Regions from separate parts of the Homo sapiens genome. Here region 2 is linked to region 1. The links are chromatin contacts, found by Hi-C or POLR2A ChIA-PET in ENCODE. All regions are on one chromosome and are shown on one strand. Each heading gives the region's core, a stretch centred on a gene start or an enhancer-like site at or near the end of the contact. The rest is flanking DNA. Distances are from core to core; before and after follow the strand shown.

Region 1 (7,307 bases), core at 2,989-5,488:
CCTTCTCCTTCTTTACTGGCTTCTTTTTTCCCCCCTTACAGGCTATAGACATCATAAAACAAAACACTCTGTCAATCCTGTTTCTCCTACCACTGCATATCCCCCTTTCAATCCAAATTGATTAACTCATTCAGAGGACATATGTTGGGTGGCTTCCCTCGGCACTAGAAAAGAGGCCCAGTCCCTACCTTCAGTGAGCTCAGTGTCTTCACTTCTTTCTTCTCTTCCAGCCACCTGCAACATGGCAGCCATCCACCCCCCAATCTGAATAGCTTTGGCAAAGGCCACCAGCAGTTTCCCAGTAGCCAAATCCAGTGGGCTTCTTATCTCATTTGACCCTGTTTTTTGTTTTGTTTTGTTTTTTGTTTGTTTTGTTTTGAGATTGAGTCTCGCTCTGTCGCCCAGGCTGGAGTGCAGTGGTGGGATCTCGGCTTACTGCACCCTCCGCCTCCCGGGTTCAAGCAATTCTCCTGCCTCAGCCTCCTGAGTAGCTGGGATTACAGGTGCACGCCACCACACCTGGCTAATTTTTGTATTTTTAGTAGAGACGGGGTTTCACCATGTTGGACAGGCTGGTCTCGAACTCCTGACCTTGTGATCCGCCCTCGGCCTCCCAAAGTGTTGGGATTACAGGCGTGAGCCACTGCGCCCGGCCTCACTTGACCCTATTGACCAATGAATCTCCTTCTTCTGCAAACTGTTCCTTGGGCTTCCATGGCAGACCTCATCTTTCTCTTCCTTCTCTAACCAGCTCTTTAGTTCTTCCCTGTCTCCTTTGCTGTCTCCTCTTGTTTTGTTGTATGCCTTAAATTGGTGATTACAAGAGTTCTGACTTGGTCACCTCCTCAGAAGGCTCTACAAAAGCATGTCCTGGATAACTTCATCAACTTCCATGTTTTCAACATCCACCAATGAAATGACATAAATCTGTAATCCCATCATTTTGGGAGTCTGGGCCGGGCACGGTGGCTCACGCCTGTAATCCCAGCTCTCAGAGAGGCAAGAGGCGGGAGGATAGCTTGAGCCCAGGAGTTCGAGACCTGCCTGGGCAATATAGCGAGACCCCGTTCTCCAGAAAAAGGAAAAAAAAAAAAAAACGACATTTTGGGAGTCTGAGGCGGGAAGATCACAAGTCCAGGAGTTCGAGACCAGCCTGGGCAACATGGCAAAACCCCATCTCTACAAAAAATACAAAAATTAGCTGGCTTAGTGGTGCACACCTGTAGTCCCAGCTACTCAGGAGGCTGAGGTGGGAGGATTACCTGAGCCCAGGGAGATCGAGGCCGCAGTGAGCCGTGATCACGCCACTGCATTCCAGCCTGGGCAACAGAGTGAGACCCTGTCTCAACTAAAATATATGCCTTTGATTCTAAATCCCCACCACAGCCCCATTCTATGGATGAGAACACAGAAACTCAGAGAGGATAAGTAATTTGTCCAAACATACATTGTTAATAGACTGTAGAAGTAGGATTCAAACCCAGGTCTTCCTGGTTCCATAGCCTATGCTCTTTCAGCCCTGTCTACTTACTGTTGGCTGGGGACACACCCCTGTAAACAAAGGTCATTCTGTATGTGAAGCTCCACAGCCAAGCCTTTTTTTTTGTTTTGTTTTGTTTTTCTTTTGAGAGAGTCTGGCTGTGTCGCCCAGGCTGGAGTGCAGTGGCGGGATCTTGGCTCACTGCAAGCTCCGCCTCCCGGGTTCACGCCATTCTCCTGCCTCAGCCTCCCGAGGAGCTGGGACTACAGACGCCCACCACCATGCCCGGCTAATTTTATGTATTTTTAGTAGAGACGGGGTTTCACCGTGTTAGCCAGGATGGTCTTGATCTCCTGACCTCGTGATCCGCCCGCCTCAGCCTCCCAAAGTGCTGGGATTACAGGCGTGAGCCACCGCACCCGGCCCATAGCCAAGCCTTAAAACCACATTCTGCTTGAGTGAGCCGGCGAGGCAGAGGTTGCAGTGAGCTGAGAGAGCCACAGCACTCCAGCCTGGGCGACAGAGTGAGATTCTGTCTTATAAAATAAATCACGTTCAGCTCCATATGCAAAACCTGTCCTACCAGGCCGGGTGCAGTGGCTCATGCCTGTAATCTCAGAATTTTGAGAGGCCGAGGTGGGCGGATCACTTGAGGTCCGGAGTTTGAGACCAGCATGGTCAACATGGTGAAATCCCTTCTCTAATAAAAATCCAAAAATCGGCCAGGCATGGTGGCACATACCTGTAGTCCCAGCTGCTCTGGAGGCCAAGGCATGAGAATCGCTTGAACCCCAGAAGTGTAGGTTGCAGTGAGCCGATATCGTGCTACTGCACTCCAGTGTGGGCAGCAGAGTGAGACGGCGGGAAGGACAGGTGTTTTTTTGAGGCACAGTCACTTCCTACTGCACCTGCTTTTCAGCTCCAACACTACCAATTCCTCACCCTCTGGTTTTACTCAATCTGGACTCCACAGCCTCCCTTATCCACCCTGGACCCTAAAGTCATGCCGCTGGGACCTCAGCCAGGGTGAGGAACCAAAACTCCTCTGCCTTGCTGTTTCAGGAGCCACCATGAAAGAGACACACATGGCCAGGCGCGGTGGCTCATGCCTGTAATCCCAGTACTTTGGGAGGCCGAGGTGGGCGGATCACGAGGTCAGGAGTTCAAGACCAGCCTGACCAACATGGTGAAACCCCGTCTCTACTAAAAATAAAAAAAAATAAAAAAAATAGCTGGGCGTGGTGGCGCGCGCCTGTAATCCCAGCTACTCAGGAGGCTGAGGCAGGAGAATTGTTTGAACCCGGGAGGTGGAGTTTGCAGTGAGCCGATATTGCGCCACTGCACTCCAGCCTGGGCGACAGAGCGAGATTCCATCTCAAAAAAAAAAAAAAAAAAAAAAAGCACACATGCAGGGTCAGAGCCTGTTTACTCTCCACTCACTAGCTCCCCCAGAGCTCGGACACCCATCAGCTCTGTTTGTGAAGGAGACGAGGGGAGGAAGGACAAAGGGGGAGACGAATTTAGTAACTCTCTTCAGAGCTGAGAAAAGCAATCTGCTCTTTAGTTCCAGAGGACAGGAGGAGACCTCTGACCAGCAGCAGTCCAGAGTTCCTGCAGCAGGAGTGACTGACAACACACACAATGAATGAGGAGGGTGATAGGGTGAAAGAAAGTGGGAGGCTTATGGCGTCTTTCCCCGTGAGGCGTTAATCGGCGCACAAAGGCCTAACTCAAAACTCACAAGTTATGCTCATCTGTACAGAATCCTCCCCGTCCTGCGGGGCCGAGGAGCTCTCCTCGACCTCGAGGCACTGGGGGTGGGCACCAGAGCAGCCGAAAGGAGTAGGGTGGGAAGGGAGGGAAGGAGTAGGGCGGGAAGGGAGGGAAGAAACTAGGAGAGGAAGGAGGGAAGAGGAGGAAGCAAGGGAGGGGCAGTGCGCCCGCGTCTCCTTGGAAATGCCTCTCTGGCCTCGCCGCCGCGGAGGTAATTGTGATGCCACGGGTGGAACCCTCAGTCTCCTTGGTCCACCCTCAGGGTCGATGGAACCGCCCGCTCCCGCCCCGGCGTCCGGGTGGGCGCTGGTCCACGGGCTCCAGCCAAGGCCGGCGCTTCAAGGGCAGCGGCCTGCGCCCGGTGCCACCCAGTCCGATAGCCGAGCGTTCCAGCTCTGGCTGGAACCAGACTTCCCGCCCATCCCGCGGGCGACCCAGCAGGGCCTCAGGACCCCAGTCCTCAATCATTGGCCCGCGGCTCGACGCGAGCCCGCCCCCGGCCCTAGCTCCGCCCCGGCCCTAGCTCCGCCCCGGCCCAGCACTGGGCCCCGCCTCTCTCGTTGGTTTGCCCGTCTCCCTCGTCGGTTTGCCGGCTTCCCGCGTGCGCCGCTCGGGGTCTGCGAGCCGGGCCGCGCCCTCTGCCCAGCCCCTGCCCCGCCCCTCTTACCGCGGCATCTGCTCTCATCCCACGAGCGGGCCTTGGGCTCGGTCTTTTCCTTAGTCCATCTTTCAATTGTGAGCGTCGTCCTGACCCACATCGCTCTCCGCCCAGGTCTTCGTCTCTACAGGACTCTTGCGTGAAGTCCAACCCTGAGCCTCAGCCCGGCCGAGCCCTCGGCCCAGCCGTGAACTCCAGTCTCGGCTTCGCCCCCGCCTAGCCCCTAACCCCGCCTCATGCTGGCGCAGCCCCCGCCGGCCTCCCCAGCCCGGCTCCAGGCTGCGTAGTCTTCCCAGCTGGGTCTCAGCGTCAGCCGCGTTCTTCATCCGGGGCCTCCGGCGCCTCCCAGGCCCCTCTTTATCTCAGACCTTAACCTTACAGGCCCAGCTCTCACCACCCATCTCTGGTTCCAGCTTGCAGTCCAAACCCCAGATTTTCACCCTGCCTCCAGATCGTAGCCCCAATTCTTAGTGTTACAACGAGCCTTGCCCCCAGCCCCATTCTTAGCCCCGCCCCGGCCATTCTCTAAACCGCACACTCCCGTCCCGCTCCCCGCCCCACCGACCCTTGGGAACCCAGCCGCAGCCCCGCCTCTGCCCGCTGGCGAGAGAGCGAACCCCATCTCTACAAAAAATACAAAAATTAGCTAGTTTAGTGGTGCGCACTTGTAGTCCCAGCTACTCGGGAGGCTGAGATGGGAGGATCCCCTGAGCCCAGGGAGGTCCTGGCGTCGCCATTTCCCCTCCACCTTCCGGGCTTCGAGGTCCCTCCGCCTCTGGTGGAGCCCGGGCTTCCCCTTTCTCCGCCCACAGGCCTCTCCGAAGACCTAACTCCGGGCTGAGGACCTGATGTCGGCTCCCAGCCCCTGCGCCACCCCGCAGCGTTCCCGCCCCTGGCCCCCAGGGGACACCCTATTCTAGAGACAATACTGCCCAATAGAGAGTCGTAAGCTTATCCTGATAGACAATCTGGAGAACAGGGCAGGCTGCATTCATAGGAACCTCATCCCAGTGACACCCCTCACGCCCTCAGGTACAACATACACACTCTGCGCATGCATATATCACACACACACAGAATATACTCACCACACACAGACTAATACAACATGCACACGGAACACAGAACTCCCACACCCGGTGCAGCACAAACACCACACCTGGACTGTGGTGCTGGCTTCACACACATCTGTTAACAGGCAAGGCAAGGGTGAGGAGCCCAGTGCTGCGAGGGAACAGAAATGGAAAAAACAATCACAGGAGAGTGTGAAAAGAAGTTATGGCCATATCGACGACATTCCATGCACCACACCCCTCCATTTCTCTTGGCACCAGCTTCCAAAGCCAGGATGAAGAGGAGGAGAAAGGATGGGGTCCACACCTTGTTTTCTCCACCATCATCCAGGGGCTCTGCTGCTGCTACTATTGCTCTGCCTGATCCCCACCTTCACTTTCCTCCAGACCCAAGTCCGGAGTGGGTAGGGCTGCTGCCCAGACCCTCCTTCCCGTGGTAGCTCTAGAGAGTCTAGGAACTGCGAGGGAGGGGAAGCCAGGAGAAGGGAAGTGTGCAGAAAAACCAACCATCCTGGTGAGAATGGAACCAGGAATGGAACAGACAGAGCACTTGGCAACTGGGAGCCAGAATCTGCCTTCTAACTTGGACACCCCCTTAGCCTCCCAGGATGACACGAGGCCATAAGTCCTCCTTTGTTGACCCAGATGTCTGAGGTGCTTCCAGCTACTCTGGAACTCTGGGTTAGATGTCAACAGGGAGCCAGGGTCTTGGTCACCTTTCTTTCTTATAAAAGTTAATGGCATAAACAACCAAAAAAACAAACAAAAAAAAAAAAGAAAGAAAAGTTAATGGTTATAACTCCTGAGTTCAAGCAATTCTCCTGCCTCATCCTCCCAAGTAGCTGGAGTTACAGGCATGCACCACCACGCCCGGCTAATTTTTGTATTTTATTTTATTTATTTTTTTTTATGAGACAGAGTCTCGCTCTGTCACCCAGGCTGGAGTGCAGTGGTGCCATCTCGGCTCACTGCAAGCTCCGCCTGCCAGGTTCAGGCCATTCTCCTGCCTCAGCCTCCCAAGTAGCTGGGACTACAGGCACCAGCCACCACGCCTGGCTAATTTTTTGCATTTTTAGTTTCACCATGTTAGCCAGGATGGTCTCTATCTCCTGACCTCGTGATCCGCCCGCCTCAGCCTCCCAAAGTGCTGGGATTACAGGCATGAGCCACCGCGCCCGGCCTAATTTTTGGATTTTAATGGTGACGCGGGTTTCACCATGTTGGCCAGGCTGGTCTCGAACTCCTGAATCCAAGTGATCTGCCTGCCTTGGCCTCCCAAAGTGCTGAGATTACAGGCACGAGCCACCGCACCCTGCCTGGAAAAGTACTTCTTAAAGGGAAGGCAAGAAAAGGGTGAAAAAAAGAAAAAGATTCTCCAGTGGTGAAAATTTGGGTATAAGCACCAAGTAGGAGGACACGTGTGGGGAAAGGATCAGGGGAAAGGGCTCTCAAAGCCAGCCATTCAGACTTCACCCAGTGAGGGCCCAGTGCAGCCCCCAAACTGATGTTTCAGCTCCCAGCCTACCTGAACCTGCCCAGGGGCCAGGGATGGCCAGCACAGCATCCCCAGGGGACTCTAGTGCCAAAATGGCCACACAGTCATGCCCATTCCACATCCATCATCCCCAACAAAGAACTCCAGCCCCAAAGTGCTCGTAACAAAGAAATTTTAATGCATAAGGCACAGTGAGAGGCTGGAATCATTAAGCATCCTCAAACACAAAGGGCCCAGCAGGCTGAGCAAAAGAACAGAGACACTCTCCCTCACTACCACTGGGCGCCCTGGACAGTCCCCTGAGGAGTAGGGGGCATCCAGTCTTTGGCACGGTGCCTGGGGGCAGGAAGTGACTAGCATGATCCCAGCTACCCCTCTGTGGGAATACTGCCACCAAGAGGCAGCTCTTTGGTCTGGATAAAGTCAGTGCAAATGTCCAGGGGTCAAGCTCTGGAGGAATGAGGGTGGCACAGTGCCCTAGGGCTGGGCAGTCTCTGAACAGTCTCCTCAGCCCTCATGGGCAACATGTGGGCTTCTTCTTGCTGGCAGTTAGGTAGAGGTTGCTGTCATCACTGTTGATGCCTAAAGAAGGGTGGAAAATATGTGAAGCAGGGATTGGAGGCTCACTGTGCCCTCTGCCACCCTCAACCAGGCAAGCACTCACGGACAACATCCCCAATGCGTCGAGCCCCCGATTTCTCCAGCTCAGCCAGCACATTGGCCTCAAAGGTCAGTGCTGCCACACGGAAGAAGAATTCTCGGACATTCTCACCTGACACAGAGAGCAGATAGGTGCTCAGGGGCAGTGCTGGGTCTGGGGACACAGGG
Region 2 (6,506 bases), core at 63-2,562, 310 kb before region 1:
TGTTTCCTGGACTTCTCTGGGGCGGGAGCCACATAGAGCTGGACAATGGATCGGTGGTGACGGAACGTGAAGAGCCGGGTGGACTTTGGCTCCTTTAAGGTCTCACCAAAGCAGAAAGCTGCATAGAGAGTCATGGCTATCAGCAAGGCCAAGGCCAGCCAGAAGGGGTTGGCATAACCCTGGGCCCGGAGCCAGTGGCCCCCGAGGAGGCTTGCCAGCATCCCAGCCACCCCGATGCTGGCTTCCAGCAGGGCCATCCGGAAGGTGCGGCTGCGACTGGAGCTGACATCTGCCACGGACGCAAAGCTAGCAGCCAGAAGGCCACCGAAGTCGCCGAGGAGGGCACAAAGGATGCGACCCAGCACGAAGTAGCCGACGTGGAGCTGCAGCTGCACCACAAAAACGGACACTAGGGCCTGGAGCAGCAGGCCCAGCGAGGCCAGCACTAGCAGCGGGCGGCGGCCCACACTGTCGCTCCAAGCTCCCAGCAGGGTGGACGAGAAGAGCCCCACCAGGAAGCCGCCCACGTTCATGTAGAGGGTCCAGTGGGAGGTAAGGGTCTCCACTTCCTGTAGGGGCACAATGACCAGGGTGCGGTTCCTCACTCTGGGTTCCACAATCCCCAAATCCTCGCCATCCCGGGAGCTACAGGGATGAGGACTTCCTTTGGAGCCCTAAACCTCAGAGAATCTTAGCACAGCTTTCAAAATCTGCCAGTGGAGAGGGGGAAGGACATGGACCAAGGCCCCATTCCCTTTCCTTTCCCCCCCCTTTTGTTAACCTGCAAGGCCAGACTTTAGCTCAGCTTTTCGCATCCCACCCGCTGAGGTTCTCGGTCAGGCCCCTTTGCTCTGGTCCCGCCCACCATCCAAAATGCACCCTCCCTCCAGTTACCCGCCACTACCATTACGCAGGCCCCGCCCCTCCGCTGCCCCCACGCTCCAGACCAGGGCCCTCCACCTGCCAGGCTCCTCGCCGCCCCGCTACCTGCATGGTGGGGTCCGCGCTGCGGTTGCTGCAGCCCCCCCTTTGGCGGGTGCCATTGTAGCCGAGGTCGGCGCTGAAGCGGTGCCACAGATACTGCGTGGTGAGCGGGCCCTGCAGGACCAAGGCAAAGTTGGCCAGGAAGACCAGCGGCTCTACCGGGCCCCGGCACAGCACGGCAGCCGCAGGGCGGGCGCGGGGCTTTTCCGGGGGGCTCGCGCTCCCCTCCATGTGCGTGCGCGGCGGAGCTGTCGCCAGGCGGGCGGCGGGGCGCGCGAGCGACTCGCTGCCTGGGACCAGCGACGCGTGGCGTGGGGCTTGCGCTGTCTGCGCCTGCGCCCGGCGTCCCTCCTTAAATGTCCGGCGGGGAGGGGCCTGTGACCTGAGGCCACCGGACTCTCGCCGCGGGTGCACCTGGCTGGGCGTGGGCCAGCGAGGGGCCCGGCACCCCCAGCCCGCGGGATGACCTCACCTGTAAAGTGTGCGTAGACACCGCCCTGCAGCCCTCCCTCCCGGCCCAGACACACCACAGATAACAAGAATATCAACAATTAACATGTATTGACCACTTACTATGTGCTGGGCACGGTATTAAACCCTTTTTGTGCGTTGGTCTCCCGATAACTCTACAGGCTAGCCAATATTAACCATCGCTATCTACCGCTGAGGAAACGAGGTCATCGGGTACTCAAGGCAGAGCTGGAAGAGCACATGACTCCTGATGCTGCTGATGTTCTGCGCTGTAACAGAGAGGCAGCTGGAGAGGATCGGAGTGGGCTGAGCCCAGCTGCCTGGGTTGGAGCACCTAGGCTCTGCCACTACCTTCGGCATGCCACTTACCACCCTGAGCCTCTGTTTTTTCATCTGTAAAATGGAGTTGCTAACAAAACATGTCTCAAAAAGTTGTGGAAAAGCAGTGTCTGGTATATTCAAAGTGCTATTATTGCTATTAACAGGCTGTCACGTCTGGGAGTGGTGGCTCACACCTGTAATCCCAGCACTTTTGGAGGCTGAGGCGCATGGATCGCTTGAACCCAGGAGTTCGAGACCAATCTGGGCAACATGGTAAAACCCTGTCTCTACAAAAAATACACAAAAATTAGCCAGGCGTAGTAGCAGATACCTGTAGTCCCAGGTACTCGGGTGGCTGAGGTGGGAGGATCAATTGAGCCCAGGAGGCAGAGGTTGCAGTGGGCTGAGATCGCACCACTGCACTCCAGCCTGGGTGACAGAGCAAGACCCTGTCTCAAAAAATATAAAATAAAAATAAAATAAAAAACAAGCTGTCACTTGCTCCACTCCTGCCCTAGGATCTTTTCCTGGGAAACTAGTCTTGTTTCTGGGGTCAGGCAGGGCCTGGCTCTGCAGTTCCCTTAGAGAAGATGGGGGAGGGCCTGGGAGGTCCTTGGGTGTGAACCTATGCTCCTGGGTGGCTCCCATTATAGGAATTAGGCCAGAAGGCAGTCACCTGCTCTGCTGCTGAGGAGGTCAGACCCTGTCTGGGCCTCTGTTTTATTGCCTGTAAAAAGGAACAGCATTACCTTCCTTACTCCCCTATCTTTCATTCATTCAGCTCATTTACTGAGTGCCCCTTACGTGCCAGGCACTGTGCTGGGGGACTCCGGGACCACAACAGGAAAGGAAATAGACAAAGCCCTCACCAGGCCCGTTAGTTTCTAGAATGGTGGGAGAGGAAAAATAGTCAAAGAATCCTACTAATTGATACAAAATTCCAACCGTGGAAAATAGTTTTGAACTCCAAGGGTGCTAATTCAGGGGCTGGAGGTAGGGGGAGCAGAATCAGGAAAGGCCACCTTCCCTGAGAACAGAGCAGCTGAGTGGGTTTCTGGAGGCAGGTCCTGACAGGCCTGATTCTTGGGAGGATGGATGGCTCCAATTCTGGCCACTGTGACTGTGCCTGGGCCTGTTGGAGCTTGTTAGCTACCCCACCTCCCCTGAGCCAGGAGTCCGAGACTCAGGATGGGTAGGTGCTGGCTAGATACTAGTGAACTGAATAACCTCCCCCTGCAAGCTGCCCCCACCTGTGGTCCCCTAGAGAGAGGAAATTCCACATTAAACATTCAAGCCTCTGGATTGGCTCCACTCTCCTCCCTCCCCTTCCAACTCCTCCCTACCACTTACACAAAAGCTTGGCCCAGTTAGGTCAGCTGCAGTGAGGGAGGGGTACTTGGCTAAATCCTTGGAATTATTTCTTAGATAAAGAACTAAGGCTAGGAGAGGCCAAGGTCCCTCATCAGGAATGGGACAGGGTGTGGCTCATCCCAGAGCCAGAGCCTGCAGTACCCACTAGGGTAGAGGTCTTTTCTAACTCCTTGAAAACAGCTGCAATCAGGTCACTGGCCTGCTCAAAACCATCCTGGGCTTTCCATTTCGCTCAGTGAGAGCCAAGTCCTTATGAGAGCCCTAAGGCCACCTACCTCTTCTCTGTCCCTCTCCCCTGCTTTGTCCCCCTCAATCCTTGTGCTCAAGCCATGCTGGCCTCCTGCTTTAGGGCCTTTACACTTGCGGTAACTACTACCTAGAATGCTCTTCTGGATATCTGCCTGGCCGGCTCCCTCACTTCCTTCAAGTCTCCACTAAAATGTCACCTGACCCTCCTATATAAGCAACTTCCCTCCTTCCTTGCTTCCTGGCACTCCCTAATCCTTTACCCTGTTTCATTTTTTTCCATAGTGTTTATCACCATCTGAATTATAACTTTCTGGTTTCTTTGTTGTCCATCTCCCTTTACTAGAGGTCATGATGGCAGGGACTTTGTTTTTTCATCACTACCATATCCCCAGCATCTAGAATAGTGCCTGGCGTGTGGTAGATGCTCAAAAGACGATCGCTGAATGAACTCTCAGTCTCAAGGAGAGGAGATTCCGCAGCTGGAGTCCCAGAGCATGTGGAGAGGGTTGCCAATGTTGAGCTGCACTGTGGAGTCCAGAGCCCAAGAATCTCCACCTAGAAGGAAGCTGAGAAATCACATCTCCACCCATCCAACCATTTAAAAGACAGGGAAACTGAGGTCCAGAGGGAAAGGTGACTTACCCAGAGAGAGCTAAAAAGTCCTGCCTGTCAAATTTCTACAGGAAAGGAGAAGCTATTGCAAAGGAAAAGATCTGTAGACTTATTTCCATCAGAACATAAAGCCTTAATTCAAAGGCAAATGACAAACAAAGTCATTTGTTTGTCATTAAAAGAAAGAAAAATCTTTCTTTTAAAATATGGCCGGGCGCAGTGACTCATGCCTGTAATCCCAGTACTTTGGGAGGCCGAGGCGGGTGGATCACCTGAGGTCAGGAGTTCAAGACCAGCCTCAACATGGAGAAACCCCATCTCTACTAAAAATACAAAATTAGCCGGGCGTGGTGGTACATGCCTGTAATCCCAGCTACTCGGGAGGCTAAGGCAGGAGAATTGCTTGAACCCGGGAGGTGGAGGTTACGGTGAGCCGAGATCATGCCATTGCACTCCAGCTTGGGCAACAAGAGCGAAACTCCATCTCAAAAAAATAAAATAAAATAAAATAAAATATGACAAAGGGTTACTATTTTAACTATATGTGATAATAACCTGAAGATCCCTCCCTCAGTAAACAGATAAAAACCAAGCACTGAGAGGTTGTAACACAGAACATGCATGTGAGACACACAAATGAGCTCTTCTCCAGCTTCTGAATAGTGAGAAAAACACTGTGCCTTTGATCTTGTTCTTTGCAGCCAACACATTAGCAATGATTTTGTTTAAAATGAGAATGCTCAAAGCTGGTAAGGCTACAGTGAAACAAATACTGCTGAAGGAGTGTAAATACACCCTTTCAGGAAAAAATTTGGTAGCCTTTAATCAAGACCCTTGAAGCCTCTAATTCTACATGTAGGTCTCTATCTAAAGGAAATAGTCTCAAGTACAGAAAAAAGCCTTATGTGCTAAGATATTCTCCCATAACATTATATTGACAAGAGTAAAAAAAAAAAAAAAAAGATAAACAACCTATGTGTCCAACAGTAGCGAAATGGCTGAGTAAATTATAGTCTATCCACTCCATGAATATGAGTCATTAAAATGATATGTTCAAAGAGATTATAATAATATGGAAAACTGCTTACATAATAATTTGTATGTAGAAAAAACAGAGAGCTTGTTTATGTGGTATGGTCATAGGCATAGAAAAGAATTGCACTGAGTAAAGACTGGAAACCATGGCACCAATATATTAACAGAAGTCCTCTCTGCGTGGTAGTAGGGTTAGGTAAGATTCTCTTTTCTTCTATTTAAAATGTTTTCAACCCTTCTGATATAAACAGATATAAACATATGTTTTAATCATGGAAAACATAAACATTTTAAAAATCTGATGATACTCCTCTCCTTCAAATGTATTCTGGCTCAATTGCCAAATATCAGCTTCATGCTCCTTGATGTTCTGGAGACATCACTAGGAGCTGACTTTTATTGAAGCAGGCAGCACCATACTGAGGGCATTACATACATTATCTTACTGAATCCTGACTACAGCCTTATGAGATAGGTATTACAATTTTTTTTTCTTTGAGATGGAGTTTCACTCTTGTTGCCCAGTCTGGAGTGCAATGGCGTGATCTCGGCTCACTGCAATCTCTGCCTCCCAGGTTCAAGCGATTCTCCTGCCTTGGCTTCCCAAGTAGCTGGGATTACAGGCATGTGCCGGGACACCTGGCTAATTTTGTATTTTTAGTAGAGACAGGGTTTCACCATGTTGGTCACGCTGGTGTCAAACTGCTGACCTCAAGTGATCCGCCCACCTCGGCCTCCCAAAGTGCTGGGATTACAGGTGTGAGCTACCGCGCCCGGCCAGGTATTATTATTTTTACAGATGATGTAACTACAGCATAGAGGGATGAAGGGAAATGGTTTTTCTCACTCTGGGTACAGGTTTTCTTTTCCTTACACCTACCTGTTCTAGTGCTTTCTGTTATTCTAAGCCTTAGTATATGTTAGTCTCTTTGCCAGTAATACCCTTCCTACTTTGCTTGGCCTATTCAGCTCCTTTTCATCCTTCAAAACCCACCTCTGTGTCTCACTTCTAGGCGGAATTAGTCATTGGCTAATATGTACTTCCACAATACTGGGTTCATACATTTAACCCTGGTTTTAAACTTAACCTGGTTATAAATATGTGTTCCCAGGTTTGTCTCCTCTTAACCCCTACCTATGTCCTGCCTCCAGATTTGAGGGCAGAGAAAATTTTTTTCACCTCTGTATTCCCTATCCCTGGGCTTGACATGCAATAAGATAAAATGTTAAATAACTTTGATGACATGCATCAACTCCAGTCAATTGATTGAATCTGTCTGGATTGCTACATTGAGATGGGCTATTTTTCCAGCTTTGTGGGAAGGAGTCCTGCGATTCATTCTTGATGTCTGCCATGGGCTTGGGAATGGTAAGTACTGGCACTAAAAACTGTGTTGTCCAACCCCAGGATATGTACTCAGTAAATTTTGAGAGGCTTTGGGGAAGTGCCTGGAAGTCATAAG

What was found. A loop is a pair of places that touch in the nucleus more often than their neighbours do. ChIA-PET counts read pairs that join two places held with the same protein, here RNA polymerase II (POLR2A). Pooled maps may share reads with other maps.
Region 2: a pooled map shows a loop between it and region 1 (2.8-fold over the local background). The contact joins the promoter of SLC46A1 here to the promoter of PROCA1 in region 1. A Hi-C loop is called at or near these places in 1 of 168 maps with a recorded cell type or tissue (ascending aorta) and 1 of 50 pooled maps. POLR2A ChIA-PET finds 5 or more read pairs at or near these places in 2 of 52 experiments (Caco-2 and HepG2).

Annotation. Positions count from the first base shown.
Region 1 is chr17:28,707,650-28,714,956 of GRCh38, forward strand. PROCA1 (protein interacting with cyclin A1) reads right to left here and starts at 4,239. Exons shown (of 5, transcript NM_001366301.1): 1 at 3,921-4,239. The coding sequence starts at 4,011. It overlaps RAB34 (RAB34, member RAS oncogene family), which reads right to left. Exons shown (of 10, transcript NM_031934.6): 9 at 7,144-7,251; 10 at 6,635-7,061. The coding sequence ends at 6,994. RefSeq lists enhancers at 2,904-3,679, 3,680-4,455, 5,014-5,093 and a silencer at 3,474-3,973.
Region 2 is chr17:28,404,900-28,411,405 of GRCh38, forward strand. It overlaps SLC46A1 (solute carrier family 46 member 1), which reads right to left and starts at 1,313. Exons shown (of 5, transcript NM_080669.6): 1 at 988-1,313; 2 at 1-569. The coding sequence starts at 1,215. It overlaps LOC124903964 (a long non-coding RNA gene), which reads left to right and starts at 5,803. Exons shown (of 2, transcript XR_007065688.1): 1 at 5,803-6,412. RefSeq lists enhancers at 1-327, 3,468-4,308 and silencers at 795-954, 1,155-1,494.